Regions from separate parts of the Homo sapiens genome. Here region 1 is linked to region 2. The links are chromatin contacts, found by Hi-C or POLR2A ChIA-PET in ENCODE. All regions are on one chromosome and are shown on one strand. The core of a region is the stretch at or near the end of the contact, and the rest is flanking DNA. Distances in the headings are between cores, read along the strand shown. Region 1 overlaps ADIPOR2 (adiponectin receptor 2). Region 2 overlaps ERC1 (ELKS/RAB6-interacting/CAST family member 1).

What was found. Hi-C counts contacts between places; a loop is a spot of excess contacts on that map. ChIA-PET counts read pairs that join two places held with the same protein, here RNA polymerase II (POLR2A). Pooled maps may share reads with other maps.
Region 1: a loop to region 2 is called in a map with no recorded cell type, with 2.8 times the contacts of the local background. The contact joins two enhancer-like sites. A Hi-C loop is called at or near these places in 2 of 37 single-sample maps with no recorded cell type and 1 of 50 pooled maps. POLR2A ChIA-PET finds 5 or more read pairs at or near these places in 1 of 52 experiments (activated T-cell).

Annotation. Positions count from the first base shown.
Region 1 is chr12:1,772,327-1,776,720 of GRCh38, reverse strand. ADIPOR2 (adiponectin receptor 2) reads right to left here. Exons shown (of 8, transcript NM_024551.3): 3 at 3,760-3,879. Among named protein-coding and RNA genes, the nearest start is that of LRTM2, 46 kb to the left of the region's middle. RefSeq lists enhancers at 1-144, 145-663. Within about 2 kb of position 2,238, at least 4 of the 41 ENCODE cell types and tissues checked have a DNase peak (open chromatin) inside an H3K27ac peak, as active enhancers do.
Region 2 is chr12:1,112,685-1,116,931 of GRCh38, reverse strand. ERC1 (ELKS/RAB6-interacting/CAST family member 1) reads right to left here. Exons shown (of 19, transcript NM_178040.4): 7 at 899-1,066. It overlaps LOC124902857 (a long non-coding RNA gene), which reads left to right. Exons shown (of 3, transcript XR_007063157.1): 3 at 1,433-1,518. Among named protein-coding and RNA genes, the nearest start is that of ERC1, 120 kb to the right of the region's middle. RefSeq lists an enhancer at 333-1,532. Within about 2 kb of position 1,316, at least 6 of the 41 ENCODE cell types and tissues checked have a DNase peak (open chromatin) inside an H3K27ac peak, as active enhancers do.

The DNA.
Region 1 (4,394 bases), core at 989-3,488, 660 kb before region 2:
CAGTCCCTCAGAGCCCTTTCCTCCCGTTTCCTCATGGTCCCTCCCGCATCAGATTCTAGAGGAAAAGGGATCAGGAATCCGATATCCCCTCTGTAGGAAGTCTGTCAACCTCTGCACTCTGCTTCTTTTAATGTCTCATAGCCCCGAGAGCTCACACCACAAGGATCACTTAATCTTGACTAACTTGCTTCTGCTAGACAGAAAGATGTAAGGAAAAATGGCAGGCACATGGTTTATCTTCCAGCTAATGTGGGCTCAGCAGTTCTTCCAGTCTATTACCCTATAAAGCAAGAATCCAGGCTGCAAATCAGCAAGATTCACCTTCAGACAATGACCTCCACCCTACCCACTACAGGGTCTTGTGACAATATGGGTAAGCCATGGAAACTTGGCTCTCTCTCTACTCTATGGAAAGACTGCCACTTACTCACCAGCTACTGTGCCCATTCCTTTTGCTCCACAACCTGTTTCTTGTTCTCTGCTCTCTTACTTCCTTACAGATATTTGTAAAAGAACTAATCCTCTGTGTAACATCTCCACATCCAAAGGAAGTGAGGACTAACAATTTAAGAACAGATGTGTCCCTCTTAACACTCTAACCAAACTAGCCCCCTGCCTCTTCCCTACTCTTCCTGCCCCCAGCCATACAAAACCTCTCCTCCCTCACTTTCCAACTCAAAACGTGGGGTCTGTGGTTACTGGTGCTAATGTGGCCATTCTATGCTTGCTTCTAACATACAATAAAATAAAATAATGCCAAAAGACTAATCTATATTTTTAACATCTGCTGCTAATAGTACTACCACTTACAAAAGTAGCTGTATGAGATCTTCCACAGGACTTTATGGAGAGAAAGAGAAAGGGGATCAGGGATCCAGTATCCCTTCTGTTGGAACTGCTGGAAGTCTGTCAACCTCTGCAGTCTGCTTCTTTTAGTGTCAGAGAGAGACCAAGATACTGAATTTTTTGCATCAAATTTGAATTTGGGAAAAGACCACTATTGTTGAGATTAACCTTACAGAATGTTGCTATTACCTTACTTTGGGGGAATTTTATTTTCTGAGAGGGAGAGGAAGACAGAAATCAACCCTTACATCTTCAAGGCAATTCACAATGTGCACACAGCTCTGCTGTATCCAAACTGCTACTCTGCTACCCCACACAGACAAAAGAGTCATATGTTCCTTTTTTACATTCAAAAAGAATATGTGAGTTTCTTATTGGTTATATATGCATATAATTTCAGAGTGATTTTCCCTGGTATTTCTAAACAAATGTTCTAGTGGTCTAAATACTGAGACAAGGAGCTATACTTTCTTAATTACACTGCAATTAGTGACACATTCAACAGACACTGCACCCTCATTCTCAACCTGGAGTCATATACAGTCAGCCAAATTCCAACACAAATAGGTATCCTCTTTTACCCCCTAGAATAAAAAAATAAGATCACGGCTTAGCCAAAGACATATTTATTTATAAGCTTGACAAAGACACTGCCTACCTTCAAATATCTTAGTAATAATCCACTGGGTATGTGGATATATTAGACCATAAAATGCACAAAAACATTTCTTAAAAAAACAGCTGGACGCAGTGGCTCACGCCTGTAATCCCAGCACTATGGGAGGCCGAGGCGGGCAGATCACGAGGTCAGGAGATGGAGACCATCCTGGCCAACATGGTGAAACCCCATCTCTACTAAAAATACAAAAATTAGCCGGGCATGGTGGCACATGCCTGTAATCCCAGCACTATGGGAGGCCGAGGCGGGCAGATCACGAGGTCAGGAGATGGAGACCATCCTGGCCAACATGGTGAAACCCCATCTCTACTAAAAATACAAAAATTAGCCGGGCATGGTGGCACATGCCTGTAATCCCAGCTACTTGGGAGGCTGAGGCAGGAGAATCACTTGAACCCGGGAGTTGGAGGTTGCAGTGAGCCAAGATCGTGCCACTGCACTCCAGCCTAGCGACAGAGCGAGACTCAACAATAAATAAATTTCAAAAACAAATAAACTCCCCATAGCATACATCCTATTCCCACATGGACCTGGTTATGCTGGTAAATAGCAAACACTGAAGTCTAGGGGAAAAAAGAGTGACCAAGATCAAACGTGGAAACTCTAAAGACTAAATTATCCACAGCACATTTCATATTAAACTGTCTCTGTTTACTTGCTTCCAGTCCAAGAAATAGAATCCCTGTGCCACTAGACACGGCTGGTTTTCAAGTGTGGTCAGTTGCACTGCCATGGCAGGGTTGAGCCACACCAGACAACACTGTGTAACAGGATGCCTCTTCATTCTGCTGTCATCAACAAACTGCTAAGGGATATTTACAACACTCCTTTTCCTTCAGAAGATCATAGTTTGTAGCAAACAAATGTCCTGCCCTATTTATTCTCTGATTTGCTGTTAAATTTAGAGTTTTATTTGTTTTATTCTTTGTTCTCTGTTCAGAAAGGGAGAGGACAAAAAGGCAGTTAAGTCAGCTACCGTACCCCGCTGATCTCTAAATATTAAAATCCCCTAATGGCCCAGATACTAAATTTGCCAACTTTGAGAGATTTCTTCACACCAAATTTGCATTTTAAAAACAAAATAATCTTTTGTATCCCTTTGTGCTAATTCTCCTGAGACAGTGATCACTAGAATGAATCTATTGTTCTGTTCAGTTGTTTCTTCACTCATTTTCAAACTGGCTAAAATTTTCTATTACAGACCCATAAATGTTTAAACTCCCCCTGAAAACCCACTGGACCCTTAGTCTTGGAAAGGATGTCTATGTTCAGATCACAATGTTCTCTTTTCATACCCTGGTCCAAAGTAATAGCATTCTAAGTCCACTGATCCCAATTATTTCCAGCATTATTGTGAATGTAAGAAAACCTATATTTAGTCTCCTGGATCTAAGACCATGTACATAAAAAGTTTTGGTTTCATAAAAGCCATGAAAAGCTAAGTGTCACAAAAATTTCTCTCTAAATAATAAAGAGTTCTCCAGAAATGTTTAATAAATCAATTTACATACACATACGTATACACACAGACTGATCGACTTACATTAATTAGATTCTACCTGCCAGGGCCCTTATTGATCTGATTGATCAAGTACCTACAAGTTTACCAGTGTGTCTATTTTCTCTAAGCAGGCAAACTCAATTCTAATTACTATTTTAGAAAAAAAAAAAAAAAAAAAGAATCCCATAATAGGTCCTAGGGAATCAAGACAATGGACTGGAAGAAAAACCTTAAGAGACAGAATGTATACCAGCTGAACTGAAAATACCAGATGTACATGGAAACTGGAAAATCTCTCTCAAGAGTAGCCTGATTACTCACAGAATCCCTAGAAAGAACAGTACATTTGCCATTGCAGTCACTCAGCAGAACAGATTTAAGGGACCTGCGGAGGGCATTTTCATATCTCCAGGCGTCAACCACTTCTGACTATGTTTCATTCTGTTTGTCTAAACCACCAATAAGACATTTACTCTGTTAACCTACATTAGGAAATGTTTGTTTCCCAGCTGGATATCCTAGTTTTATCAGAGCTTTATCATGGCTACTACAAGCCAACAAATGTATTCTGTCTTCAACAGGATTAGAGTCCCAAGACCACTTCTGTCCCCATCTTGCCACAGATCTTCCCCAAAGCAAACCAAAGGCTATAGTACTACCACTCTCTTTAAAGGTTTCTGTTTTGGAAGGGCTAAATATATAGCATGACAATGACAAGAAACTGCACTCTTACCTTACAAACAAATTCTTCCATTTTTTCCATAGCATGATGGGCTTGTAAGAGAGGGGACATGCCCATAAAGCCCTCATCTTCCTGAGGAGCTTCATCACTGTATTCATGTTCCTCAGAGCTCTGCAAGGCAATCACAGAAACAGTCAAGGACAGAGACTGGGAGCCAAATGACACAATCAATACATTTCCCTTGTGGAATTATAATGAAATTCTTAAGGTCAAAACAAGGCCTTAGACAAGAATCAACAATATAGTAAGTCAGTTTATTATAGAATTATTAGTATTAAAAATGAACACTAGTACTCAATTCTTCTCTGACAGATGAATTAACTGTCTACTATAGCAGCATCTCTGTTTCAGTAGCAAATTCCTGGCTTTACTGGTTTGTTTTTTAAAAATTATGTCATAGACCCCATAATAATATTACATAAAGTTGAGAAATTACTAAGGGGAAAACCTCCAAGACTCGCACCTGGGACACATAAAATAACTAACTGTGATACACAATGTGGTAAGTACTCTAGTGGCAGAGAAAGAAAGGGGAGAAAAACATTTAATAAATTTTTTAAATATATCCAACACAGAGGAAAAGGCTTTATATATAGGTCATCTAACTTAATCCTAACAACCACCTT
Region 2 (4,247 bases), core at 67-2,566:
TGAAGTCATAGCCAATAGTCTAGATCATCTTCCAAGATTTTGAAAAACACTGCCCGGGCATGGTGGCTCATGCCTGTAATCCCAGCACTTTGGGAGGCAGAGGCGGGCGGATCAAGAGGTCAGGAGTTCGAGACCAGCCTGGCCAATATGGTGAAACCCCATCTCCACTAAAAATACAAAAATTAGCCAGGCTTGGTGGCATGCGCCTATAATCCCAGCTACTCAGGAGGCTGAGGCAGGAGAATCACCTGAATCCAGGAGGCGGAGGTAGTGGTGAGCCAAGATCACGCCAAGCCAAGATCACACCACTGCACTCCAGCCTGGGCAACAGAGCGAGAGGCCATCTCAAAAAAAAAAAAAAAATTCTAAAAACACTAACTTTATTTTCAAACAGGATATGAAGACACATTGTCTAATAATCTGTGGTTTAAAATTAGACTATCTAGAACTTTAACAGATTCCAGTTTCCTATATACAGTTATTCATAATATCACAACTTAAAGACACTTAAATGTACTCCAAACACAGTGTAACCAAGCTCATTGTCATTCATGACTAGAAAATTCACCAGGGGTTGAACTGAAGCTTCTAAATCAATGATTTCTCTTTTACAATTATCCTTTTATTTTTAATACTGTCAGAGTATACTTTGAAGTACAGACTTGGCAAAAGTTTAAAGAATTAAAAACATAAACTGCACCTGTTTTAACTTGTTAGATCTAAGAACAACTGAAATAAGATGGTTACATTTTAGCACAGTGACTGATCACGCTGCTGAAGAATTAATCATAACATTACTCATATTTCCCAATTCTAAACATAACAAAAACAGCACAGGTAACGCTTATGAAAAGGTGCCAAGAAACCAACTCCCCACAAATCCCAGAATTGTTTCTACCTCAGTCTGCAGGATGGCAGCCCTCTGCTCCTTAGCAGTCAAGGACTCCTTCAACACTTCAATGTGCTGTTTACTATCTGAGAACTGGTTTGTGAGTGTTTCTAGCTTTGTCTGCAGGGCGAGTAGTTCTGTGTCCTTTCTGGACAGCTCCTGTTTCACCTGGCCAATCTAGAAAAGAAGTAAAACACTTTAAGGAAAAAAGAAATAAAACAAACACCTCTTATCTGTATCTTTCACAGATCTGAGTCACAAAATATGAAACTAAATGCAGCACGAACTGTGTGATAGGTCATATTCATCTTTTTGCATGACATAACCTTGGATCTCCCCAACCCTGAGCCAAAAAAAACCACTAAACTTATTCAACCAATAGGGAAATGTCCAGTTTTCATTTATTGTGTCTTCTAAATATTCTTTGAAACCTCTTAGAAAGGGAATGGAGGGAAAGGAAATTCCAATTCAATTAGATGACTATGAGACAGCAGTAAGCAACTGAACACCACTGTACTGATGAAATGGTTTTCATTTTTCTAGGTGAGACCTCTTCAGAACATGATGGATCAAATGCAGGATGAGTGCAGATATAACAAAAAAGGTTTTAGAAACCTCCTAGTACTATTTAAAATTCAAAATCTGCTGCTGTTGTGCTAATTTTTCACTGTTATCTTTTTCATTCTCAAAAGTTTGCATAAAATTCTTATCTTAAAAAGCCACTTTTAATGTTATACATAACATGGTTTTGTAAAATCCTATAATTTGATGTTATGTGTATTGATTAATTTCTCTCTTAACATTGAAAGTATTTTCTTTCTAACACCTTCTTTACATTCCTGTTTTCTAAGAATTTTAAAAATAGTTTTTTACCCTAAATGGAAGCCATGTAAACAGAAATTACATCTCCTTTTAAATTATGTCTACCACCTAACAAGGAACTAAAAAAGATACTAATTATTGGAAGTATACATTTGACAAGTCAGTAATTTCGGTGTCACTGATGAAACAAAAAGTTATCTTTTCATTTTCAAAAACTTGAATGTATCTAAAGTATTGTAATTGTAATAATCTTAGGTATAAGGGATAAAGCTTTTGAGAACAATTTCCCATGAAGAAATAAATTTCACATTAATTAAAATTAGACCTTTGAGGAACACCAAAAATAAATTTCCAATTTAGCCTTCTGTTTCAAAAAAGATTAAGTATTTTTCTCATATGCATAAAATCTCTTTTTAGAGATATAGTTATTCATTCATTCAACAAATATTTCTGTATGCTTATTGTATACAAAGTACCTGAGGATACTAAAAACATCAGTGGAAGATAATTTTAAACGGTGGCTATATTCATCCTGCAAAATAGTATGTACCCAAGAGTTAGCACACACTGTAACAACGTGGAGTCTTTTATGATATCCCTTCACCAATAAAAACAACCCATTAACACTATTCCATTCCCTAACACACTGATTGTAACAAAAACACATTTGTTGTATGAATGAATATTTTGGGGGATGTTCAAAGTGTTACCATTTTCTCAGCTAAAGAACTATGACTAAGATTATTCAAATTTCCAGCTACCTCCAATCACGTGGTCAAAAATAAATATAAAAATCTGTTTCGTCATCATCTGCATTATTAAGTAAGCTTCAAATAATGCTATATTGACCTTAAAGACTAAGAAAGAAAAGAAAATATTTTAAATGAAAAGCAGGGTTTAGGCCGGGTGCAGTGGCTCACGCCTGTAATCATTGCACTTTGGAAGGCCGAGGCGGGTGGATCACAAGGTCAGGAGATCAAGACCATCCTGGCCAACATAGTGAAACCCATCTCTACTAAAAATACAAAAATCAGCTGGGCATGGTGGCGCATGCCTGTAATCCCAGCTACTCAGGAGGCTGAGGCAGGAGAATCGCTTGAACCAGGGAGTCAGAGGTTGCAGTGAGCCGAGATCTCGCCACTGCACTCCAGCCTGGCGACAGAGAAAGACTCTGTCTCAAAAAAATAAAGAAAAAGAAAAAAAGAAAAGAAAAGCAGAGTTTAGAAGCACAAATTTTCCTTAAAGACTGAGAAGGGAAGACATTATAAAGGGGAAGCAAATATAATACAAAGCTTAGGAGCACAAGGCTTTGCAGACATTCACCTATCAGAACTAAGCTAGCTATGTGTCCCTGAATAATTACTTTCCTAATCAGTTTCCTAATTAGTAATAAGGAGAAATTATACGAATGCCACTGTACTGTTTATGGATTCAGTAAAATAAAGCGTGAAATGTGCTTAGCCTGTTGTCTGACTCAATGCAGAAATTACTAATAGTAGCTATTTTAAAAAGGAAGTTATTGATCAACCTTCCCTCTAGCCAATATATGGTTTCCATAAACCAAATTAGACCCTTTCCACCAAAATATTTCCCTTTTTAATATATACTATAAAGTGGACCATAAATAGCAAATCTACAAAAGTAGCCCAAGTTTGGTTTTTTAAATGCTGTATTTTTTTATTCCAGTCTTAGCCACAATTATTTTCAGAAGCAGTTTTTGCTGACACTTTGACAAATGTGTGCACAGCCTAGTATAGGTCAGTAAAGAACTTGTAAGCAGTATGTGGAAGAAGACTGCCTGTATAAAACCAAATCCTGCCTCTTACTAGCTGTGTTTTCCTAGGCACCATTCTGTTACCTCAGTTTCCTCGTCTATAATTTGGAGTTGATAATATGTCTAACTCAGCACGTTATAAAATGTTTACAGTAAGTGTGCAAGTGTTAGCTACTTTATTATTCAGCCATCCCTCGGTATCCATGGGTCCATGGGGGACTGGTTCCAAGACACACCTTGGATACCAAAATTAATGAAGGCTGAAGTCCCTGATATAAAATGATGTAGAATTTGCATATAACCTATGCACATCCTCCAGTATAGTTTAAATCATCTCTAGATTACTTGTAATACGTAATACAATGTAAATATTTACAATGTAAATAGTTGTCATACTGTATTGCTTAGGGAATAATGACATGGGAAAAAAGCCTGTACATGTTCAGCACAGACACAACATCCATTTTTTTACCCTGAAAATAAAAAACAGTTGGTTAAACACACAGATGCAAATCCACAGATATGGAGGGCCAACTGTATTTATTTTATTATTATGTTCTGAATTGAAATTTTAAGTTCATTAGAATATTGAACTAGATTTAGATACCTGAAATAAGTCTCTTAGTAATTTCAATTTACTAGATAAATACTTTCTATACATCTGTCCTAAAGAAAGTAACATTTGTGGCAAAATCACTCACTGGAGACTTAAAGATAATGTCTACATAAGGTAAAGCACTTTGCTCAAGAGTTTCAAATTCA